3 separate regions of the Homo sapiens genome follow, and all the other regions are linked to region 3. The links are chromatin loops, found by intact Hi-C in ENCODE. Cell type or tissue: PC-9. All regions are shown on one strand.

Region 1 (8,000 bases), 220 kb after region 3:
GCCTTCTGTACCCTGAACTCACTGCACCAGCCAGTCCACCCAGGCAAAGATGCCATACGAGGCCCTCAGCCCTAATGCCATTTGACTTTATACCCAATACTGGAGAAAGCAGACTCTTTGCTCAATGTTTAATTTCTTAGTTGGAATTTCCAAACTTTCACTCCATTGCAGCACACAGGATGGAGGGCCCAGGGTTGTGAGTGAGTTTACTCTTTTTAACCAGAGTAGTACAGGCATCAGTAGGAAAGGGAATGAGAACCCCATTGCTGGAGACATCACTTTGCCTCTGCTATTTCATTACTTTCTCTTTCTTTCTCTTTCTTTTCTTTCATTTCTTTCTTTCTCCCTCCCTCCCTCCCTGCCTCCCTCTCTCTCTCTCTCTCTTTCTTTGTCTCAAAAAAAAGTCATGTTGGCCAGGATGGTCTCAATCTCCTGACCTCGTGATCCACCTGCCTCGGTCTCCCAAACTGCCGGGATTATAGGCCTGAGCCACTGCACCTGGCCTGTTTCATTACTTTTGTTTTTATTTTTTATTTTTTTTGAGACAGAGTCTTGCTGTGTTGCCCAGGCTGGAGTGCAATGGCGCAATCAACCTTCGCCTCCCAGGTTCAAGCTATTCTCATGTCTCACCCTCCCGAGTAGCTGGGATTACAGGTGCCTGCCACCATGCCTGGCTAATTTTTGTATTTTTAGTAAAGACGGGGTTTCACCATGTTGGTCAGGTTGGCCTCGAACTCCTGAACTCAGGAGATCCACCTGCCTTGGCCTCCCAAAGTGCTGGGATTACAGGCGTGAGCCACTGCGCCTGTCCTGTTTCATTACTTTCTAAGTAAGTCACCATCAGCTTCAGCAGTCTACCATAGGTAACAAATGGCTCTTCCTGAACGCATGTTGAGGACACTTTGAGGTCTGGACCCCAGCTCCTTAATCACGTATATGGAGTGGAGGTGCGCTGTTTACTGTAGGGCCTCACCAGGCTGGCTGTGCAGAGTTTACAGACTGACTTGCATGAAAAAAATTGGAAGGCTCACCCCAGAAAGGAATGTTGGCAAGAGAAGTTATTTACTTAGAGGTTGAACTCTAGTTTGGTCTTTGGGACTTTCCATGCTATTTGAAAGAATTCTGGCATCCCAACTATGTGGCAAGGGCTGACCAGGGTGAAAAACCTGCTTCATGTCACTTTAATTTGGAGAAATGAAATTTGCTTTACTTGGAAACAGTATCCGCAATTAAGCCAAGGAGGGAGGGCGGGGGTTGGAGAAGGTTTCACAGGGATAGCAACATCCAGAACAGCACTTCTATAATCTTTGAGGTGAGATATTTAGATGCCAACAGGTCCAATACTGCAAGAACATATCATTCACTCATTTATTGGAGACAGAGTCTTGCTCTATCACTCAGGCTGGAGAGCAGTGGTGCGATCTTGGCTCACAGTAACCTCTGCCTCCCAGGCTCAAGTGAACCTCTTGTCCCAGCTTCCTGAGTAGCTTGGGCTACCGGCATGAGGATGTCTCTACATATTTTGTGGATGATGTTTCTACATTTTTTGTAGAGATGGGGTCTCACTGTATTGCCCAGGTTGGTCTTGAACTCCTGGGCTCAAACTATCTGCCCACCACAGCCTCCCAAAGTGTTGGGATTAGAGGTGTGAGCCACTGTGCCCAGTCGAATATATAATTTAAGTCATTGGCAAGTAGCATGGGTTTTTCACATCATGAAAGTAATGTAACCCCACAGTGGGAAACTAGAAAATGAAGGAAAAGTCTAAGGTGCCTTAACAATTGCCAGTAATCCTACCCCCAAGGGACAATCCTGGTTGTCACCATTAACATGTTTACTTCTTGCAAGGTTCCTTTTTTTTTTTTTCGAGACAGAGTCTCCCTCTGCCTCCAGGCTGGAGTGCAATGGCACGATCTCCATGTGTCCAGAATTTATTCTTTCTGGTGGGTTCTTGGTCTCTATGACTTCAAGAATGAAGCTGCAGACCCTTGCAGTGAGTGTTACAGCTCTTAAAGATGTGTCCGAAGTTTGTTCCTTCAGATGTTCAGATGTGTCCGGAGTTTCTTCCTTCTGGTGGGTTCGTGGTCTCACTGACCTCAGAAGTGAAGCCACGGACCTTCGCAGTGAGTGTTACAACTCTTAACGGTGGCGTGTCCAGAGTTGTTTGTTCCTCTTGGTGGGTTCGTGGTCTCACTGACTTCAGGAATGAAGCCACAGACCCTCATGGTGAGTGTTACAGCTCATAAAGGTAGTGTGGACCCAAAGAATGAACAGCAGCAAGATTTATTGTGAAGAGCAAAAGAACAAAGCTTCTACAGCCTGGAAGGGGACCTGAGCAGGTTGCTGCTGCTGGCTCTGGTGGCCAGCTTTTATTCCCTTATTTGGCCCCACCCACGTCCTGCTGATTGGTCCATTTTACGGAGCACTGATGGGTCCATTTTACAGAGCACTGGTTAGTCCATTTTACAGAGCTGTGATTGGTGCGTGTACAATCCTTTAGCTAGACACAGAGCGCTGATTGGTGCATTTTTACAGAGTGCCGATTGGTGTGTTTACAATCCTTTAGCTAGACACTGAGGGCTGATTGGTGTGTTTACAATACTTTAGCTGGACAGAAAAGTTGTCCAAGTCCCCACTCAACCCAGGAAATCCAGCTGGCTTCACCTCTCACTGGCTCACTGCAACCTCTGCCTCCTGGGTTCAAGTGATTCTCCTGCCTCAGCCTCCCGCAGGTGCACACCACCACGCCTGGCTAATTTTTGTATTTTTAGTAGAGATGGGGTTTCACCATGTTGGCCAGGATGGTCTCAATCTCCTGACCTTGTGATCTGCCTGCCTCGGCCTCCCAAAATGCTGGGATTACAGGTGTGAGCCACCATGCCCACTGCCCAAGGTTCCTTCTAAGCATGTTTTTATCTATGTAAGCATGTCTTTTCTGCATAACTTTAGATTGTTTGAGCAAAATCTTCTAAGAAAATTTTTTGAAGCCATCATTTTATTTTATTTATTTTTTCCTGAGACAGATTATCGCTCTGTCGCCCAAGCTGGAGTGCAGTGGCACGATCTCTGCTCACTGCAACCTCCCCCTCCAGGGTTCAAGAGATTCTCCTGTCTCAGCCTCCTGAGTAGCTGGGACTACAGGTGTGCACTACCATGCCCGGCTAATCTTTGTATTTTTTTTTTTTTTTTTTTTTAGTAGAGAAGGGGTTTCACCATGTTGGCCAGGCTAGTCTCGAATTCCTAACCTCAGGTGATCCGCCCACCTTGGCCTCCCAAATTGTTGTGATTACAGGCGTGAGCCACTGCTCCCGGCCTGAAGCCATCATTTTCACCTTGCCAATCCCATGCAGGTTGAGTTCAAACCTGCCCTCTTAGAGTTCCTGTTTTGCTGCCTGGGAAATGGGAACAATTATAATTCCTGTCTCAATAGGCTATGTCTTTGACTGTTTGTGCTGCTATAACAAGAAACCAGAGACTGAATAATTTATAAAGAGCAGAAATGTATTTTATCAACAGTTCTAGAGGCTGAAAAGTCCAAGATTAAGGTCGCAGCAGGTTCAGTGCCTGGGGACAGCCTGGTCTGCTCTTCCAAAATGGTGTCTTATTGCTGCATACGACCAAGGGGAGGAACATGGTGTCCTTACAAGGTGGGAGGAACCAAAGGGGCCAACCAGGGAACTTACTCCCTCCACCAGGGCTTTTCCTAAGGGCATCTAATCCCATCAGGTTGTCAGAGCCTTCATGACTCAATCACCTCCTAATTAGGCCACACCTCTTAACACTGTTGCATTGGGGATTACGTTTCAACATGAGTTTTAGAGGGGACACAACTATTCAAAACCACAGCAGGCTATTCCTTTAAAACACAGAAACTGCTCCCTGACCATAGTGTCCTCAGGAAATGTTTTCTGATTGTTATATTTCTCATAATTATAAACAATGCTGCCCTGAACATCTTTGCACCTAAACCTTGGATTGTCTCTCTGATAACCTTCTTGGAATTGAATCCTGGCTGTAGTTTTACCAGTGTCCCATAGAGAATTTAAAGTAGAAGCTGACCTCCAGCCTGACTCCTCCCAGGCAGCTTCTTTTGCAGCTTACAGAGTCCATGCCCCACTCTGACACCTCTTCTGGCCAGGGTGTAAGAATGCAGGACCTCTGCACAGGAGCAGGTGGGGGGTGTCAACTTCTAACAAGGTGAACTTTGCTTTGTCAAATGTGTGCTGAGCAGGATCTGCCATCAGTTGGGCCTGAGTTTGTCGTCAGAGGGTCTCTCCATAGTGGGAAGCTTCACGGTGTTTTTCACCAGCTGCTTCTGAATCACACAGGTGGCTCTGAATCACACAGTGTGACATGACTGATTTCGGCAGAGGTCTCAAAATGCAGCTCAGATGTCACCATCTCCATGAGGACATCCCTAAACCCCTCTCAGTGTCAGTCATTTCCTCCTCCAGGCCACCCTGCACCTCTGTTTTACCTTCCATATCACAATATGCTTCTTTCCTTATGTGGCCGTCTCCTCCCCTGGTTGATGTCTTCCCCAATGCATTGGTGTGAATCACCTTCCCCCATGAATTGGTGTGAATCACCTTCCCCCCGTGCATTGTGTTAATGTACACACTGAACAGATTTCTTAGGCAAAGCTGTGAACCCCACCATCCCAGGGACAGGCAGCATCCACATTCTATTCAATGTGAATCACTCTTCCTGGGGTTGGGCAACATAGGGTAGCACTGATTTTAGTGCTCATTAAACCATTTGTTAAACTAATGTGAAATTGCAGAGAAACCTTCTGCCCTTCACCTTGAGGGTGGAAATTAAAGTCAAGACCCACTTAAGAGGAAAGGCCCTGGTGAATTACAACCACTTCCCCTTTTTAATTTCAGTCAACACTTTTACACTGGGACCAAGGGGGCACAAAAGTAATATCCCTTTGCTGAAGGTCTGCAGGAGTTATCATTGCATCCCTCTGAAGGGGACATTCGGAAGTGTGGTTTTGAGATGTCAAAATTTAATCATTGCTAAGAGTTAATGTGGCCTCAGCAGTAAATACACAGGCCCTGCTCCAAGCTGAACCCAGGGTGAATGGTCAGAAAACAAGTCAGGAGAAAAGACACTGGTGGAGGAGGAAGGAGCTTGCTCTGACCCGGAGAAAGAACTCAGTGCCCGTCTTGGCTCAGCACCCTGTCCTGCAGCCCCAGTTTTCTCAGCTGTGAATCACGCCAATAGAACCGTAGATTAGTGGTTTTCAGACTTTTTTAAAGAGACAGTATCTCATTATGTTGCTGTAATGCAGTTGAAACGGGAAAAGTTCCCTTGTCCTCTTCACAGGGCATGTGATGGGGATGTGGCTCACTTCTTTGGTGCCCCCCTGCTCACACCTCTAGGGGAGCATACAGACAGGCAGGTTGTGGGGCTCTGATGCCATGGCAGTGTCTAGGGGTGAATGTTTACAACTTCTGAAGCCCCAGTGGGCGTGTGTTACAGGGTGATCTTTTAGTTTGCCATCCATAGGCAGCTTGTGTTAGTCAGCTCAATTAGACCGTCTACCTTGTCTCAAGGACAGAGGGCTTTCTGTATCCCTGGGTTTCTTGCCTTGGTGTACTAGAAGAATCAGATCACACATGGGCTTGCAGAATGAGTGCAAGGTTTTATTGAGTGGAAGTAGCTCTCAGCAGACAGGGGAGCCAGAGGGAAATTGTTTTCCCCTGGAGTTGGGCAGCTCGGCAGCCCAGGCTCTCCTCAGACTGCCCCAGCCAAACTCCATGTCATTACACCAGTTGATGGCCTGCGGGCATGCCGGTGCCTGTCAATGTGCTCTTCTGCCTGCGTGCTCTCGACGATCAGCCGCTTGTGTCTTCTTCCACCTATGTGTTCCTCACAATGTCCAGTCGCTTGTGTGTCTCTGCCTTGTTAAGGTCTCAGTTTTTATAGGCCCAGGATGGGGCCAGGTGGTGGTGGGCCAGGGTGGTCTTGGAAATTGCAACATTTGGACGTGAAAGCAGAAGTGCCTGTCCTCACCTAGGTCCTTGGGGGTGAAGCCCTAGCCAGGAACCCGCCTTCTTCTACCCAGCTCTTCCCCTCTCTGCTTCTGTATCATTTAAAGGGACCACGCTCTTCCCTTCCCAGCACTCCCTTATCATATCCCCCCTTTAAAGAGGTACATCTAACTGCCACTAGAATATGGACGATGACCGGTCTTAGCTGTTTCCTGTTGACAGGGGCGTTGTTTTGGGGAAAACGGCAGTCAGACTCCTCCCAGAGGTCTATCTAAGGGTTCCTAGCAAAGGGGAGCCATCGTTTGAGGCTCCGGTTGCCTGACGGTTTGGAGTTTGAGGGTTTCTAGGCATGAGAGAAAAAAACAAGTTTTATAAGGTTAAGAATGCATGAGTTAAACATGTGTATTATAACAAGGAAAGAATTGAGTGCCAAAGATTACAGAGACAAGAAGTAAAATATACTAACAACAACATTGTACCCCAAGCTGTTTCATCCTGGTGAAAGAAATTAAACCTTGTATGGGAGCGGATAAACTTTAGAAGAGAGATAGCTGTTCTTGCCATATCCTTAGCAATTCACAGATGCACCCTGGGAATACCTGTATCTTGTCTCTCTTTCCTAGGCTTCCCTTTCTCTATTATAAAAGACTGAGGTAGCCACTTTCAAGAGGTCCTCTAATATACTGTCTGGTCCTAGGACCGGTTTTTGCAACTTCCTACTGATGTCAGGGGCAGCCTGAGTGATAAATTTATCCTTTAGGATTAGCCGTCCCTTGACTGAATCAGGAGATAGAGAGGTGTGCTTTACCAAGGCCTCTCTTAGCCTTTCCAGGAAGGCAGTGGGATTTTCATCAAATCCCTGGTCAATCATGGACAACTTAGTATAATTGAGAGTCCTATGTAAGCCCTCCATTATGCACACCTGAAAGTGTTTCCTCTTCTCATCTTCCATCTTGTCACTGGGATCCCATGTAGGGTCATTCACTGGTACTGCTTCTCTTCAGGTTGGATAATGTTCACCCCCTTCCCTGATGCTATATGTGACACAAAGCTCATCCCCAAATCTCTCTGCTGCTTGAAGAGCGACCTGTTTCTCAGTGTCCATCAGGGTCTGATTCAAAAGTAACATAACATCTCTCCAGGAGAGTTCAAATATTTGGGTGAAATTCTGGAAAGCCTCTATTTATCTATCAGGGTCATCTGAAAACTTGCAAAGATCTTCCTTAATTTACTTTAAGTCCCGTAGGGAGAAGGGGACCTGGACCTTACTGGGCCCAAATTCACTGGGCATTTGTTGGAGGGGCAAAAGTGAGACTGGGGCTTGTTTAGGGGGAGGATTTTTAGGAGTGGGCAAGTGAGACGCTGAAGCTGTAGAAGGAGGCAGGGGTGAACTTGGAGGAACAGGGTTTGAGGGAGCTGGCTCCTCTGCTGGGGGTGCCTCTGGCACTCGTGTCTTTACTTCCCTGGGCTTGCCCCTTGCAGCCTTCCTTGAGATGGCAAACAGGAAGGCTAGATCAATCCTACACTGTCGGCAAAGGTCCTTGCAAGGTACAGAAAGCCTACACATATGGAGCCTCAGACTACCTGCCCTCACATCTACAGAAAAGTTCCAATTGCCAGATTGTATTGAAATGAATGGTTCCTCCCTGAGGCCAAGCCAGTCTTTCCTGTGAATCATAATTTGGCCAAACCTTTGTGCAGAGGGATATGAGGCACTTTTCCTCCAGACTCTGAGAGTCCAAGCAGTTCCAGTGGTTCAGGATACACTCCAGAGGAGTATAAGCTGGGGGTGGTGAAGAGAACGGGTTGCCCATTCTGAAAGACAGGGAATAGAGGCATCCCTCATTCCCTTCCTTCTCTCAGCAAAAACTCAGGGTGTGATGAATAGAGAAAGCGAGCATCCTCCCTTCACTCTCCACCCTTTATCCCTGAGCCCCGGCAAACTTGGCAGGTGCCAGCCATGGGTACTGATGTGGTACGTATCCATGAAGCAGGGAAAAC
Region 2 (8,000 bases), 290 kb after region 3:
TGAGGGAGGGATAGGCTGGGAGATAGGGAGGTGCAGCCCAGCCCCCAGGTGTGCAAGGCCCCGGGCGGTCCTGTGCTTTGATATTTGCTTGAAATCCTTACCTGGTTAGGCGTGTCCCTCTCTGCAAGGCCAGGCTCCTAGTTTTTTAGTAGAAGAAGCAAATTAGAAAAAAAGCCTTTCTGCCTCGGTGTTTACCTGCTTTCCACTCCAAATGCCCTGTTTGCTAGTGTAGATTATCAGGGTAGTGTAGATTACTGCTCATTACAGATGCAGAGTTGACTGGATAATATTCAAGATTTAGAAATTCCGAAAGCCAGAGCTTGCCCGGTTTTGATTCTTTTAAGCACCTCGCCAGCGTTCTCGGAGAGGTTTGAAATCCTAGTAAAGCTGAACCCTGCGCCAAGCGCGGCGCGTCGGTAATTCCAATCAGATGGCGGCTGCAAGATCCTGCTCCCCCCGCCTGGAAGGCGTTTCCTCACCCACTTTCCCAGTGTTTGGCGGCTCAGCCTGTGCCTCCGCGCTCGCTCGGAGCTGCGGTTGGGGCGGGCGGGGGAGGGAGGGCTAATTCGTGTCAGATGGAGGGACGCCGTGCGGGACCGTGCGCTCGCGCCTGGCTTTTGTTCCCGGCGTCTGACTTCTGACGGGCAGGAGTGGCCGTGGAGGCTGCGGCGCGCGGCTGGGACCTGGGCCGGCGGCCACGGAGAGCCCTTGGCCCCTCCCGTGTTGGCCATTTCCTGGGACTTGTGTCCGCAGGGGACTCGGGAGGCATCCTCCCCCCAGATAGCCGCTGGGGAGGGGTCAGCGGCCACCCTCGCCCGGCCGAGCCCGGCTCCCCGCGGGCGGCAGGGGCAGCCATGAGGCTGCGCGCCCTGACCCCTGGGCCACCGGGAGGGTTCGCGCGCGGAACCCGGTCGCGCCGGCGCCGGCGCCAGGTGAGTGCGGCCCGGAGCTGGTGTGCATGGCCAGGGGCGCGAGGCACGGGCGCCTTCAGGGCTGCACGCACGTGGGCTGCGCCGGGTGTGCACTGGTGCCCGTGGACGCTGTGCTGGTGTGTACCCGCTTGTGCTCATGTGTATGCGTGTGCCCTTGTCAGTGCGCGTATGTCAGTGTGTGTGCACCCCGTCTGCACGTCCACGCGTGTGTGCTTGTGAGCGCGCGTCTGTGTGTGCAGGCATGTGTACGCTGGTCCGTGCCTGAGTCCTCGTGGGTGCGTGTGTACCCTTGTGTGTGCACGCGCAGGACAAGGAGCGAGAGGGCCAGTGGAGCTTTGCCTAGTGGGGGCGTCTTCTGGTAAGCGTGGAAGAGGGTTCAGGCTTAGCTCTTTCTAACTCAACTGCCTCTTGAAAAGGCTTCTTGGGTTCATTTCCCTGCAATGGAATTGGGATACTGGCCATTGCGCAGACCTGCTATCCCTCGCGTGTTTCTTGCAAAGGTAAAGGGCATTTTAGCTCTGCAATGAAGTGGGGGATGCGCTGGGATGTAGGAATCCTTACAGGTTCCCTGGGGACCGCATGGGTTCCAGCGGTGCTCTGTGGTCCACAGGACGGCCTTTCACGGTGTTTGAATTAAACAGAGCGGTGCTGGTTGGCTCCCCGCTAGGTTCAGCCTCCCTTTCCCTAAGTTATTGCTGAATTAAACAGAGCGGTGCTGGTTGGCTCCCCGCTAGGTTCAGCCTCCCTTTCCCTAAGTTATTGCATTTGTTTTTCTGAAGCTTTTGTAAGGTTCTGTGGGGTGAAAAACTGTCAAAATTTCAGCTGGTTAACTTGAGGTGTACTGCGTTCCCTTTTAAAGTTTAGTGGTCAAACGCTGCTGCCTGGAAGTGTGGGAACAATATGTGTTGGATGTGGAGGGTGTCCCTCTTGCCCCAGATACCGGCCCCCTGTGGGCTGGGAAATATCCCCGAGGCCCGGAAGTGTTCCTGGCTGTTTAACATCAGAGTAAAGTTGGGCTGGGAATGTGTTTTTGATCAGTGTCTGCCTCTCCAGAATGCCTCTGAAGGTTTCCCAGGTGCCTGAATGCCTACCTAAATCCTCTTACTATGGTGGAGCTGAATATTTCCTGAAAGGAAAACATAGCTGGGATTGTGCTGATGCAGCTTTGCACTTTTGCGTGTGTAACCATTTTGCCAGGGCGACCTTTAGCCGGGAGAACCTATCCGAGAGATCCCTGCGGTTTTGCATTTCGGCAGAGTGGAGCATTCATGTGGAGCACCTCCCTGTTCAATTTTGCAGAGATTTTTCTTTCTCAAAAGAGACCTCACAATCAAGACCAGCACTAATTACTGTGTCCCCCTCAGGGAGTCCTTGTGGAACCAGCAGCCTGCTCTCTACCCTTCCAACATTTTGTTCCTAACAATTAAGTGCAATTTAGATTCCTGAACTGAGCCTGCTAAATGCTTCAGCATTGCTGCCTCCTCTCCCCCTTTGGGAGAAATGAAAGCACAGTATCAGGTGAAAACAAGGGCAGTCTAATCCCGTCTGGTCTCATTTCACAATAGAGATGTTATGTACAGATGAAGCGTGAGCAGATGTTATTACACTATCCTAAATGAACTCCTCAGAGATCCAGCAATTCAAATGGCTGAGCCCTCGCAACAGTGCTTATGCTGTTTCCCTCTTTAAGTTTTCTAGCTGTGGACCAGTGGGCAAGAAAGCTGCAGGAAAACAGTGCCTCTTTCTCCCTGGTTGGAATAAAGGTATTTGTGAGGAATGAAAGGTCACAGTATCTTTCCTTGGCCCACAGACTGTGGCTAATTCATTTGGTCAACAAATATTAATTGAGGGTCCATGGTCCACTGTCTGCCAGGCGCTGGGCAGGGCCCTAAGAGGACAAAGGGGAAAGAGCCTGGTGTCCTGCATCTAGGAAATTGCAATATAGCACAGGAGAGAAGGCATATAAACAAATAACTGCAATACGAGTGAAAAGTACGTACCAGCTGCTGCATTGCAATAGAGAGATGTGTTTGTTAGGTGTTTGAATGCTACTCTTGTCTGAGCGTGAGACTGGGGCTTGAGGCATATGAGGCCTGAGTCTCATATGCCTCATCCATTGGCTGTGTGGTGCTGCATCTCGGTTTTGCATCTCACCATCACGGTTTGTAGACTAGTGGTGATTACGGTAATGACACAGAAGCACTTAGCTAGTGTTACCAACTGCATAATTAGCAGCATCATTATCCTTCTTTTGCAGAGCACTGAACACACAACCTGTGTTATCAGAAAGGATGCAATCTCTTTGAAAAAACCAGATACCGACATAGGAACAACTACATAATAACAGTACCTTAAATGTATATAGATACTTACAGTATAGTCGGTTATATACAGTGGTGGTTCTGTCTTGGCCGCAAATTAGAATCACGGGATGGAGCTGGGGTGGGGGGTTTGACAACATTCCAGTGTTCTGATTCAACCTCCAGGTAATCTGATTTAATTGGTCTGGGGTGGAGCCTGGGTCAGCTGTTTTAAAAACTGCCCCAGTGATTCCTATGAACTGACAGATGATACAGCGTTTGGTCATTTACAATAGCTGTTAAGAGACAGGAGGGGGAGGATATCTTTTCTATTTAAGAGAGGTTGTGACTTGTCCTGGGCCACAGAGCTTGTAGTGTAGGTATCAGAACTTATGTGAAGGCTTCTGCTTGGTTCAGGACTCTTTCCCCTACTTTATTTATTTTTTCTTTTTTTTGAGATGGAGTCTCACTCTGTCAACCCAGGCTGGAGTGCCGTGCCATGATCTCGGCCTACTGCAGCCTCTGACTCCTGGGTTCAAGGGATTCTCCTCCCTCAGCCTCCTGAGTAGCTGGGATTACGGGTGCCCGCCACCACGCCCAGCTAATTTTTATATTTTTAGTAGAGACGGGGTTTCACCATGTTGGCCAGGCTGGTCTTGAACTCCTGAGCTCAGGTGATCAACCCGCCTCGGCGTCCCAAAATGCTGGGATTACAGGCATGAGCCACCGCGCTTGGCCATGAAGTTCTTTATTAGGTGATTGTATTAGTCCATTTTCATGCTGCTGATGAAGACATACCCAAGACTGGGCAATTTATACAGGAAAAAGGATTTAATGGACTCACAGTTCCACGTGCTGGGGAGGCCTCACAATCATTTCGAAAGGTGAAAGGCACATCTCACATGGCAGCAGGCAAAGAGAGAGAGCTTGTGCAGAGGAACTCCCCCTTATAAAACCATCAGATCTCATGATAATTATTCATTATCATGAGAACAGCACAGGAAAGACCTGCCGCCATGATTCAGTTACCTCCCACTGGGTCCCTCTCACAACACATGGGAATTCAAGATGAGATTTGGGCGGGGACACAGTCAAGCCATATCAGTGATTAAATGTTTAGGACTGTTAGGTGTTCTTGATGAATCAATCCTTTTATTATTATGAGAGGACTTTCTATATCCTTGGTAATGTTCTTTGATCTGTAGCCTACTTTGTCTGATATAGCCACTCCAACTTCCCTTTGATTAACATCAGCAAGGTACCTCTTTTTTCTAGCCTTTGTCTTTTAAAAAAAAAAAAAGGCCAGGTGCGGTGGCTCACACCTGTAATCCCAGCGCTTTGGGAGGCCAAGGCGGATGGATCACGAGGTCAGGAGTTCGAGACCAGCCTGACCAACATGGTGAAACCCTGTCTCTACTAAAAATACAAAAATTAGCCAGGCATGGTGGCGGGTGCCTGTAATCCCAGCTACTTGGGAGGCTGAGGCAGAGAATTGCTTGAACTTGGGAGGCAGAAGTTGCAGTGAGCCAAGATTGCGCCACTGTACTCCAGTGTGGGCGACAGAGCGAGACTCTGTCTCAAAAAAAAAAAAAAAAAAAAAAAAAAATATATATATATATATATATAAAATCTGACAACTTTTGTTGACTTATAATTGAGATACTTAGACTATTTACATAAATATGATTATTAATATGGCAAGGTTTGAATCTGTCATACTGCTACTTGTTTTCTATTTCTCCTACCTATTGTTTGTTCTGCCTTTGTTTTACTTCCTTTTGCCATTTAGATTAATTGAATAATTTTTATTATTTCATTTTATCTCTCTTGTTTGCTTATTACCTATAATTCATGATTTTAGTGGTTGCTCTAGGGTTTATACTATACCTCTGTAACATCACAGGCTACCTTCAAGTGATATTATATCCACTTCATGAATACTATGAGAGCCTTATAATAGTCTTATGGGATCTTTGGGGTGTCCAATTTCTGGCTGGAAACCTCTGTGGCCAGTGGCACCTTTGCCTGAGTTCTTGTCCTGTGTCCAGGAAGAATGAGATAGGCAGACGGGGAAGGGTGAAGAAGATGAAGATAAGCTTTATTAAGTGTTAAACAGCTCAGAGGAGACCCACAGTGTCCTCTCTGTAGGCAGGTCATCCCGACCTCTGCTGCTCTCAGCAGAGAGGAGGCCCTGGAGAGGGTAGTTCCTCTCTGCAGCTGGAAGTCCCAACATCTCTGCAGGTCTCTGAAGCTCTCGGCAGAGAGGGTAGCTCCTCTGTGCAGCTGGTCTCTTGTGGTCTCTCCATTCTCTCTGTCCTCTCTCTTGCTCTGGCTGAACATGGAAAAGCCCTTGGAGGGGAGGAAGTGCCTGCTGATTGGTCCATGGGCGGCCATGGGCTGGCTGGAAGAGGCACCATGAGTCCCCACTCCAGTCTGTGGGACTGGCAGCCCGTCCCCAGCCTACAGGCCCTCCCTGGCCTGAAGGTGGGGCCTTACTGAGGACCCACCCCCTTCTGCCCAGGACTTTGCCTACCGCTGCCATTCAAGGCCCTGGTACTTGTCCCCAATCCCGCTCTGAGATGAGAGGTGGGGGGCCGGGAGAGGAGACAGGCCAGGCAGCCAGAATAGACACTCCTGAGCCAGCAGGGATGGTGGGCGGGGGGGGGCTTCCCATGCGCCCGAGGGTGCAGGCCGCAGAGATGCCTGGGTGCTGTGCCTGGGAGGGTGGCTGCAGCTGCCTGCACTCAGGGAGCTCCTGCTTTTCCCCAGCTCCCGCCTGTGTGGTGGAGTGGGAGGCCCAGGTCTGCAGCCGTGGATGGTGGCTGCAGCTGCACCCCGGGGGGCAGATCCTGCCTGCTCCTGGCCCCACTCAAGAGCGCAGGGAGGCTTGGATCTACAGCTGCAGTTTGGGCAGCTGCAGTGGCACCCAGGGAGTTCCCACCCCAACTCAGAAGGGGTGGAGCTCCCACCGGCTCCATGGAGAGTGCAGCCCCAGCCTCACCTCCCTGCTGCAGCCAGCGTGATGGTAGCAACCGCTGTCATCAATAGTATATTTCCTTTTCTTCTTTCCTGAACTTTGTGCTATTTTTTCAGAAAATTTACTTTTACATATGTCACATGTCACATTACACTATTGTTTAAACAGTTAATTATCTTTTGGTGAGCTTTAAATAATAAGAAAAACTCATAAATTTACCTGTGTAATTAGCATTTCTGGTGCTCTTCATCTGTTGGTGTAAAGCCATAATTCCATCTGCCATGTCCTTTTTGCCCAAGCACTGTCTTTAATATGTCATAGGTGTCAGCTGGTGATGATTTTTTTTGGGCTTTAATTGTATATCTTTTTTTGCATATTTTAAGAAGTTTTTGGTTCACTTTTATTTTGAAGAGCTATTTTTATTGGGTACAGGATTCTAGATTGACAAGTTTTCTTTCAGTATTTTGTTTTATTCTATTTTGTTTATTTTTTTAACTTTTAGATTCAGGGTACATGTGCAGGTTTATTATATAGGTAAATTGTGTGTTGTGGGGGTTTGGTGTACAGATTATTTCCTCCTCCAGGTAATAAGCGTAGTACTCGATAGGTAGTTTTTCAATCTTCACCCTCCTTCCACCCTCCACCCTCAAGTAGGCCCTGGTGTCTGTTCCCTTCTTTGTGTCCATCTTTCAGTATTTCCTATTATACTGCTGTCTTCTCACTTATATTTTTTAAAACAATGAGAAACCTGTTATCCTATTGGTTGGTTCCCTGCATGTAATGTGTCTTTTGGCCCCGTGGTTGTTTTTAAGATCTTTCTCTTTGTTACTGGGTTTAAGCAATTTGATTATTGTATGCCTTGGGGTAGTTCCTGTCACATTTCTTGTGCTAGAAATATATATATATATATATATTTTTTTTTTTTTTTTGAGATGGAGTTTCACTCTTGTTGCCCAGGCTGGAGTGCAATGGCGCGATCTCGGCTCACTGCAACCTCCACCTCCTGGGTTCAAGCGATTTCCTGCCTTAGCCTCCCGAGTAGCTGGGATTACAGGCACCACCACCATGCCCGGCTAATTTTTTGTATTTTTAGTAGACACGGGGTTTCACCGTGTTGGCCAGGCTGGTCTGGAACTCCTGACCTCAGGTGATCCACCCGCCTCTGCCTCCCAAAGTGCTCGGATTACAGGTGTGAGCCACCGAGCCTGGCCAAGAAATTTCTTGAGTTTCTTGGATCTGTGGGTTTATAGTTTTCCTCCTGGTTTGAAAAAGTTTCAGCCATTATTTTTTCAAATATCCCCCCTTCCCTGCCCTTCTCCGTCAGTCTCCATTACACATATGTTATGTTGGTTAAAGTTCTCCCACAGCTTACTGATGCTTGTTTATTTGTTTATTTAGGTTGTCTCATCTCTGTGTGCTTTGCGTTGGGAGGTTCGTACTGTGATGTCTTCAAGTTCATTCACCTGTGCTTCTGCAGGATCTAATCTGCCAGTAATCGCATCCAGTGTATCTTGCACTGTATTCTTACATTTTCCTCAATGAATGTTTGATTTGGATCTTTTTATGTTTTTCAGATCTCTACTTAACTTTCTAGCATATAGAATAGTTATTATGATGGACATTTGGGTTATATAAAGCTGTTATGACCTTTCTTTCTCTTGTGGACATAGGCTTTTATTTCTCTTTAGTGTAAATAAGAATGGAATTGCTGAGTCATAGGTTAGGTGTATGTTTAAGTTTATAAGAAATTGTCAAACCATTTTCTAAAGTAGTTGTACCATTTATTCCACA
Region 3 (8,000 bases):
TGGGAAAACACCATCATCTATGAGGCAACCTACCCAAAACAGTCCAATCTTAATCTGATGAAGTTATTTTGCCAACTTGTAGTTTACAGTAAGAGTATGTTGATATCACCCTGGAAAGCAAGACAGAAATCTATAGTACAAATAACCACTTGCTCAACAAATAAATCGCAAAGAAGCAAAAATAAATAAAGATGATACCTATGGACTGGAAGAGACACGAGGAGGAAAGTAATTAATGTAATTCACCATATTAATAGACTAAATAAGAAAAACCACATGCTCGTCTCAATAGAGGCAGAAAAAGCATTTGATAAAATTCAACATTAATTCATCCAAAAAAAAGAACCTCTCAGCAAACTAGGACTAGAAGTAGGAATAGAAAAGAGTTCCCTGAGCTAATAAAGGGTATCTATGAAAACTCGACACCTAACATCATACTTAATAGAGAGATATCGAATGTTTTTTAAGATATCAAACAAGGCAAAAATGTCCTCTCCGATCACACCTATTGAACATCACATTGGAAGTCCTAGCCAATGCAATAGGCAAGAGAAAGAAGTTAAAAACGTATTGATTTGAAAGGAAGAAATAAAACCATCTAATGGCAAATGACATAAATTTTCTTTGCAGAAAATCCCAAATAATTTACAAAAAAAAAAAGGGTTCTGGAACTAATAAGTGAATTTAGCAAGTTTGCAAGACACAAGTCAATATAAAAAAGTAAATTATATTCCTATATACCAGTAATGAACAATTGAAATTTAAAAAGGAATACTATTTACAACAGCACCAAATAAATGAAGTACATGGATGTAAGTCTAAGAAAACGTGTGCAGGATCTGTATGTTGAAAACCACAAAACACTGATGAAAGAAGTCAGGAAGATCTGAATAAATGGAGAGATAGACTGTGTGCATTGATTGGAGGACTCAGTAATGTTCAGAAGTCTATTCTTTCTAATTTGATCTGTAGTTTCAATGCAATACCACAGCTGTTTTTTTTTTTTTTTTTTTTTTTTTGAGACGGAGTCTCACTTTGTCACCCAGGCTGGAGCGCAATGGCGCGATCTCGGCTCACTGCAACCTCCGCCTCCCGAGTTTGAGCTGTTCTCCTGCCTCAGCCTCCCGAGTAACTGGGATTACAGGTGTCTGCCACCATGCCTGGCTCTTTTTTTTTTTTGTATTTTTAGTAGAGATGGGGTTTCACCGTGTTAGCCAGGATAGTCTCGATCTCCTGACCTCGTGATCCGCCTGCCTTGGCCTCCCAAAGTGCTGGGATTACAGGCGTGAGCTACTGCGCCCGGCAAAATACCACAAGCTTTTTTTTACAGATATTGACAAACTGATTCTAAAATTTATATGGAAAGCAAAGGAACTAGAATAGCCTAAACAATTCTGAAAACAATGAGCAAAGTCAGAGGACGCACACTATCTGAATTTAAGACATACTATACAGCTGCAGAAACCAAGGCAGCATGATATTTGGGGACAGATAGACACGCAAATCAATGGAACAGAATAGAGAACACAGGAATAGACTTACCCAAATATGCTCAACTGATTTTTTGGCAGAGAGAGAAAGATGATCCAATGGAAAAAGGATGATCTTTTAAAAATGGTGCTGGGGGCCGGGCATGGTGACTCATGCCTGTAATCCAAGCACTTTGGGAGGCCAAGGCAGGTGGATCACCTGATATCAAGAGTTTAAGACCAGCCTGCTCAACATGGTGAAACCTCATCTCTACTAAAAATACAAAAAATTAGCATGGCGTGGTGGTGGGTGCCTGTAATCCCTGCTACTCAGGAGGCTGAGGCAGGAGAATCGCTTGAACTGGGGACGGGGAGGTTGCAATGAGCTGAGATTGTGCCACTGCACTCCAGTCTAGGTAACAGAGCTAGATTGCCTCAAAAAAAAAAAAAGTGCTGGGAAAACTTGATATTGATATGCAAAATAAATAAATAAATAAACCCCAACACACATCTCACACTATTATACAAAAATTTTCTCCCAGGGATTTAAAAGCCGAGTTTCATTTAAAATCTTCTGGCCCGGCATGGTGACTCACGCTTGTAATCCCAGCACTTTGGGAGGCTGAGGCAGGTGGATCACCTGAGGTCAGGAGTTCTAGACCAGTCTGGCCAATATGGAGAAACCCCGTCTCCACTAAATATACAAAAGTTAGCCGAGCGTGGTGGCACGTGCCTGTAGTCCCAGCTACTCGGGAGGCTGAGACAGGAGAATCGCTTGAACCCAGGAGGCAGAGGTTGCAGTGAGCCAAGATTGTGCCACTGCACTCCAGCCTGGGTGACAGAGTGAGACTCCGTCTCAAAAATAATAATAATAATAATAAATCTTTTGCAAATTGAAGCACTCAGGTACCTACATACAGGGTCTGTATGGATGCTAACTTAAAAACTCTTCTTACAGAGACATTTCCATGGACATCCTCATGCTGCTTCTGCTTTTGTGTGTAATATATGGGAGATTTTCCCAAGATGAATACTCCCTCAATCAAGCTATCCGGAAAGAATTTACAAGGTAGGAGGTTTGGGTAACTCTTCCAGATCTGGGGCCATTGCACTATTCCATAGCCTGTGTGCACCTTCCCCATGTTTCACATCCCACATATGAAATACTGGAAAGATTGTCACCATTTCCCTGGTAGTAATAAAACCCCCTTCCATTCACAGACTTTGGACACGTTCTTAGCATCTCGTTTGGGGTAAATAGCAAAACAAGGATATTTGAAGGAATTTTAAGTTCTGTGCCAAAACAGGGTCTTGCAGTTTCTTTTTTGCTGGAGACCTCAGAGTTCTTCTATCAAAGCCTATGGTTGCAGTTCGTAATAACTGACACTCAATTTCTAACAGTTTTTTTTTTTCCTTTTTGAGACAGTTTTGCTCTTGTCACCCAGGCTGGAGTGCAATGGCGCCATCTCAGCTCACTGCAATCTCCACCTCCCAGGTTCAAGCGATTCTCCTGCCTCAGCCTCCCAAGTAGCTGGGATTACAGGCATGTGCCACCACGCTTGGCTAATTTTTTTGTATTTTTAGCAGAGATGGGGTTTCACCATGTTCGTCAGGCTGGTCTTGAACTCCTGACCTCAAGTGATCCACCCGCCTCGGCCTCCCAAAGTGCTGGGATTACAGGTGTGCGCCACTACGCCCGGCCTTCAGTTTCTAACACCTCTCAAGTTCTTGATCATTTCTCAAGCTGTTCATTTGCTTCTTCCTCCTTCTTTCTATAAGTAGTAGATGTTGATCATAGGTAAATCTAGCAGAACTGAAAAGTGTAAAGCAGAAAAATTTCCGTGATACCACCAGGCAAAGGCAAGCATGATAGCATTTTGTTGTGTCATATTTCTTTTCCATGTCTCAGTGCTTCTAAAATTGGGATGCATATTGTCATCAACAGGTGCATTTAATGTAGTCTTCTTTTTTTTGAGAGTTGTTCTTGAATCCATGGTTAGGCTTTATTTTCACCTGCCACAAACAGTCAGTCTGATAGTCCTTTCAAGGCAGTGTGGCTTTGAATTATAAAGTGCATGATATGAAATAATATTGGTTCTTTGCTATGATTTCAATGCTGGTAAATACAATAATTCAGTGTGTTCCAGGAGTTACCTTATTTACTCTGGTGAATATTTAAAGACACATTTATGCAGCAACTCTATCAGTGTGTTTGTTGCCTTTGACTAAGTAATTCAATTTGACGTAAATACTTTTTGGTTGGATTTTTTGGCAGAAGTGAGTGGCTGGAAAGTCAATTTAATCTTATCAATTATTTCAGAACATATTTATCTTTATTTTTGTGAGAGAGGGTTATTCATACGCAGCAAGATAATGGCTAATGGATATTGTCCCCTTTGTCAGTGTTGTGACCCACTCGTAAGGTAAGACCTGGAAGTCCCAGTGCTATGAGTCTGGGTGTTCTGTAGCTCAGTAATCCAAGTTGTTTTGTTTTTTTTTTTCTGCTGAGCATTGTAATAGTGAAATTAAGTGGAATTTTCTGCCTCCTCATTTGTGAAACCAGCAGTTATTTCCATCCATGACCAACTTTTCAGCTCTCCTATCCGTGCAAGTGCACAGCCTGTGCCAGTAGGTGGTGCTGTGTGCAAAACAAAGTGATAATTTGGGTCCTCAATGGAAATGGAAATCTAAACATGAAAAACCTCTGGCTTTTGCTAGTTTATTTTTCATCTCACATTTCACAAGTCAACATTATTTGACATATTTCTCATATGAATTGTTGCTTCTTGATATTCAAATCAGAAATATCGCAGCTGAGATAATGTTTGTGAGATCTCTCAGGTGCACATGAGATTGATGTGCTCACATTCACAACTCCTGGATTTACATAGACCTTATGTTTCCCATAGGGATGCAAAACCTCACTGCCTCTGGGTGCTCTGGCCACCAGGCAGGGATATTCAAGTATCCTGGTTGGTAATGGAATGTTTAAAGTGGACCCTCTCCGTCTCACCCCCTAGCCCCCAATACCTAATCCTGAAACATCAACAACAACTTAGGGTTTGGCATTTACTAGCATTCCAGATAGAGAAGCTAAATAAGCCCAGGAGTGGAAATGGATGAAACAGAGTTCCGAGACTGGGCCCCCAACTCATGTTTGGTTGCCAGGTGACTCTGGCAAGTGCTCGGACTTAGCATCTTCATCTATAAAGGGAGGGAACTGGACTACTGAGTAGTCATTGCGTTCTTGGATTTTGCCATATTTAAGTTGTATTTGAAGTGTTTCTGAACTTATGAAAGACTTCATGAAGTTCCAAAAAAAAATAATAAAACAAAAAATAAACCAGCAAATAAAGCACCAATCAATGAAGCAAGCGTTCTATCCAAGTGCCATAAAAGTAAAATAACAGCTGATTTTATCTTTTGCATTGTTTAGCCAGCTTTGTGGGCTTATTTTATATAATTGCGGTAACTAATACAGACAGGGCCAGAATACTCCTGGCTCATTTGGTTCACTACCTGCACTTTGGGTGTGCCAGGAGTGAGGTGTGAGATGTCTGCAGTCTGGCCATTGGGCCTTTTGGCTTTGGGTTATTTTCAGGGCTTTTTAACTTAGTTTCTTAATGTTATTCCAATAGGGAAGCAAGTGTCAAGAAGTGATACCATTTCCCCGAAAGTGGTGCAAACTCAACATGGCTATAATGTCTATACTTTATTCTTTAAAAACACAGAAAATGGATCATATTAGTTGCTATAAATGTACAATGTTTGTCGTCAAATCATCTTGCTTCCCACAGCAGATGCTCAACACTTTCCTCTGTTGAAAATTCACCTCCAGCCATCCTTTGCCTCTTTCCTACCCTCCCGCCCTTTTCACTGCATCTCTGTGCCCCCTGGCTCATTCTTCCTTTCCTTTGGCGTGAATATTTGCAGAGATGTATCTGCTCACCTTATGCCTCCCATCTCTGTCTCCATCTGTGTTCTCCTTTCCTGATGCCTCTCTGTTGCTTCATTCCACCCTCTGGGTGCTCTGGCAGGCCTCCAATTTGCTCTGCATTTGATAGTTTGACAAAACTTGTAGAGAAGTCCAGAGTTAAGAACCAGCACCCAATAAAAGACCTGCAAAGATTAAGTTCTAAAGATGTATAAACCAATGAAGATCAAATACTTGAAAGGATAAGAGATCATTTCTTCGTAAGAAAAAAGAAATAAAACCAGTCAGATAAATTAATTCACTAGACTTTTACTCATACATGCTATGGAAATTTTTTTTTTGAGACAGAGCCTTGCTCTGTTGCCCAGGCTGGAGTGCAGTGACGCGATCTCGGCTCACTGCAGCCTCTGCCTCCCGGGTTCAAGGAATTCTCCTGCCTCAGCCCCCCAAGTAGCTGAGACTACAGGCGCCCATCACCATGTCTGGCTAATTTTAGTGTTTTTAGTAAAGACGGGGGTTTAGCCATATTGGCCAGGCTGGTCTCAAATTCCTGGCCTCAAGTGATCTACTCACCTCGGCCTTCCAAAGTGCTAGGATTATAGGCCTGAGCCACCGTGCCCAGCCATATGGAAATTTTCGAACACATTTATAGTATATACAGATTATTGGTTGAGGCTACTGCATCTCTTTATTACTCTATACACTAGTGACATTTATTTGTCTTTGATTTTTTTAATATTGTCCAATTATTGTCATGACTATCAGGTTTTTAAAAACTTTTTCTAAATTATCTGCAAAATCTGCTCTGAATCAACAGTGGAGTGTCCGTTCTACACCTTACCTGTAAACATAGTCTTTGTGGTGTGCTGGAAACAGTTAATAACTGGAGAACAAAAGCACTGATTTATAGCATCTGCCAGCCAATTTCCGTGGTGTAAATCCTCCCACCATGGTTTTTTTGTTTGTTTGTTTGTTTGTTTTAGATGAAGTCTCACTCTGTCACTGAGGCTGGAGTGCAGTGGCATGATCTTTACTCACTGCAACCTCTGCCTCCTGGGTTCAAGCGATTCTCCTGCTTCCTGAGTAGCTGGGATTACAGGCGCGTACCATCACGCCCAGCTAATTTTTTGTATTTTTAGTAGAGACAGGGTCTCATCATTTTGGCTAGGCTGGTCTCAAACTCCTGACCTCAGATGATATGCCTGCCTCAGCCTCCCAAAGTTCTGGGATTACAGGCATGAGCCACCACGCCCGGAACCACCATGGTCTTTCACACCACCAATGTGACATCACTGAACATGGAGTTGGGAGGAGTTGTGCAAAATTGGCTCTCACAGTAAGAGTCGGCTCCAGGCCTGCTGTCTACAGCCCAACTTTGCTCTCAAGCCTCGTTTACCAAAGCCATGGCCATCATCTGAATGATTCATAGTGTGTTCATTCTTTGGAGTAGTCTGGATCTGGTGCTGGACCAGGCATTCAACTGTGTGTACTTGGGTGACTTTCTAACTTCTTCTCACCTTATGACAAAATTCCTTTTCCTGAGAACTATTTTGGTCTCCCCTTTTTGTGGAGAGAAACCTGGATGAAACAGCCACATCAGAGCCATTTCTGTTTGCTGAGGGCATGTTGATGAGCACCCCATCCTTTCCATTCTTCAGTGACTCTTCATGGGAAGCTATGTATGAGAAAGTTTTTTAGAGTTAGGTGAGAGGTACTTTGCTTTCTCGTAGGAACACTTGATTTTATCCTTTTGCCTCTGGCTGTAGCTCAGAGCCAAATGGACACCCTGCTGCTGCCATGCACAGCCTTGGCCTGTGCATGTGGCTTTATAGCAGTGTCTGAGCAAACTAAAAATGATAAATTTCATTCATTTGATGTTATTTCAGTGCTCCCTTAAATCAGTTCCTTGGTGGAAAAATGAAGCATATCTATAAACATAATGAAGAAGTTAATTGGAAAGAAAACAGACTAGTGTTTGTGCCAACACTGCACTTCATCTATGTCTTCACATCTGCCACTCACAGGCATCTTGGGAGGCCAGTCACATGCTGCGCCCAGTCGGCAGTCAGTGCAGAGAGAGGACTGGGTCTTGGTCTGTGTGTCCCAGAGCCTCCCTTGTTTACCCTAGCCCCGGCGCTCCCTCTGCACCAGCCCTGTGGCCCCGACACCTTCCCACCCTTCAGGCTTGCGGAAGCCCTCGCCGTCCCCTCTGCCTTTAATACCCTCTCTCAGATGACCACGGGCTCCACCCTCACCTTCAGGTCTTTGCTAGACATCACCACCTACTGAAGCTTCCATGGCTGCTTGAACATCTGCTTACCCCACCACTTGCCTGTCTTTCCTGCTTTTTTTTTTTCCTCCTTCATATTTGTCACAACATAGTATATGTTTGCTTATTTGTCTTATTTGTTGCCTGTTTCCCCATAGGAGGGCAGAGAATTGATTTTCTGTTTCCCAGTGCCTAGAAGAGTGCCTGACACCTAGTAGTTGCATAGTAATGTTTGTTGAGTGACTGATGGAGTGAGCAAATGAACAAGTGCTTCACCCGCCATTCTCTCTTATCTCCTGCTACTAAGGAGCAAAGTGAGTTCCAGGGT

Evidence for each region. A loop is a pair of places that touch in the nucleus more often than their neighbours do. Peaks named below come from ENCODE experiments on the same cell type or tissue, not always from the same donor. Only the 100,000 strongest peaks of a DNase experiment are listed, where the experiment ranks them.
Region 1: a loop joins it to region 3, with 9 times the contacts of the local background. A loop is called at or near these places in 3 of 110 quality-filtered maps.
Region 2: it touches region 3 in a loop (5-fold over the local background); 3 of 110 quality-filtered maps call a loop at or near these places.

What each region holds. Positions count from the first base shown.
Region 1 is chr7:47,598,180-47,606,179 of GRCh38, reverse strand. No RefSeq gene overlaps it. Among named protein-coding and RNA genes, the nearest start is that of LINC01447, 20 kb to the left of the region's middle. RefSeq lists an enhancer at 5,030-5,119. In PC-9, no CTCF peak of the experiment used is centred here; DNase peaks (open chromatin) are centred at 1,049, 3,699, 4,589 and 5,199; H3K4me3 peaks cover 3,357 bases; H3K27ac peaks cover 7,354 bases.
Region 2 is chr7:47,529,962-47,537,961 of GRCh38, reverse strand. All of the region lies in intron 1 of TNS3 (tensin 3), which reads left to right. Among named protein-coding and RNA genes, the nearest start is that of TNS3, 48 kb to the left of the region's middle. RefSeq lists an enhancer at 314-1,187. In PC-9, a CTCF peak has its summit at 3,117; DNase peaks (open chromatin) are centred at 2,471 and 3,421; H3K27ac peaks cover 3,461 bases.
Region 3 is chr7:47,815,614-47,823,613 of GRCh38, reverse strand. PKD1L1 (polycystin 1 like 1, transient receptor potential channel interacting) reads left to right here. Exons shown (of 57, transcript NM_138295.5): 46 at 2,428-2,538. PKD1L1-AS1 (PKD1L1 antisense RNA 1) reads right to left here. Exons shown (of 4, transcript NR_161269.1): 3 at 5,419-5,588; 4 at 3,767-4,107. Among named protein-coding and RNA genes, the nearest start is that of PKD1L1-AS1, 24 kb to the right of the region's middle. In PC-9, CTCF peaks have their summits at 3,883 and 4,091 (motif pointing right); DNase peaks (open chromatin) are centred at 4,173 and 6,875; H3K27ac peaks cover 1,533 bases.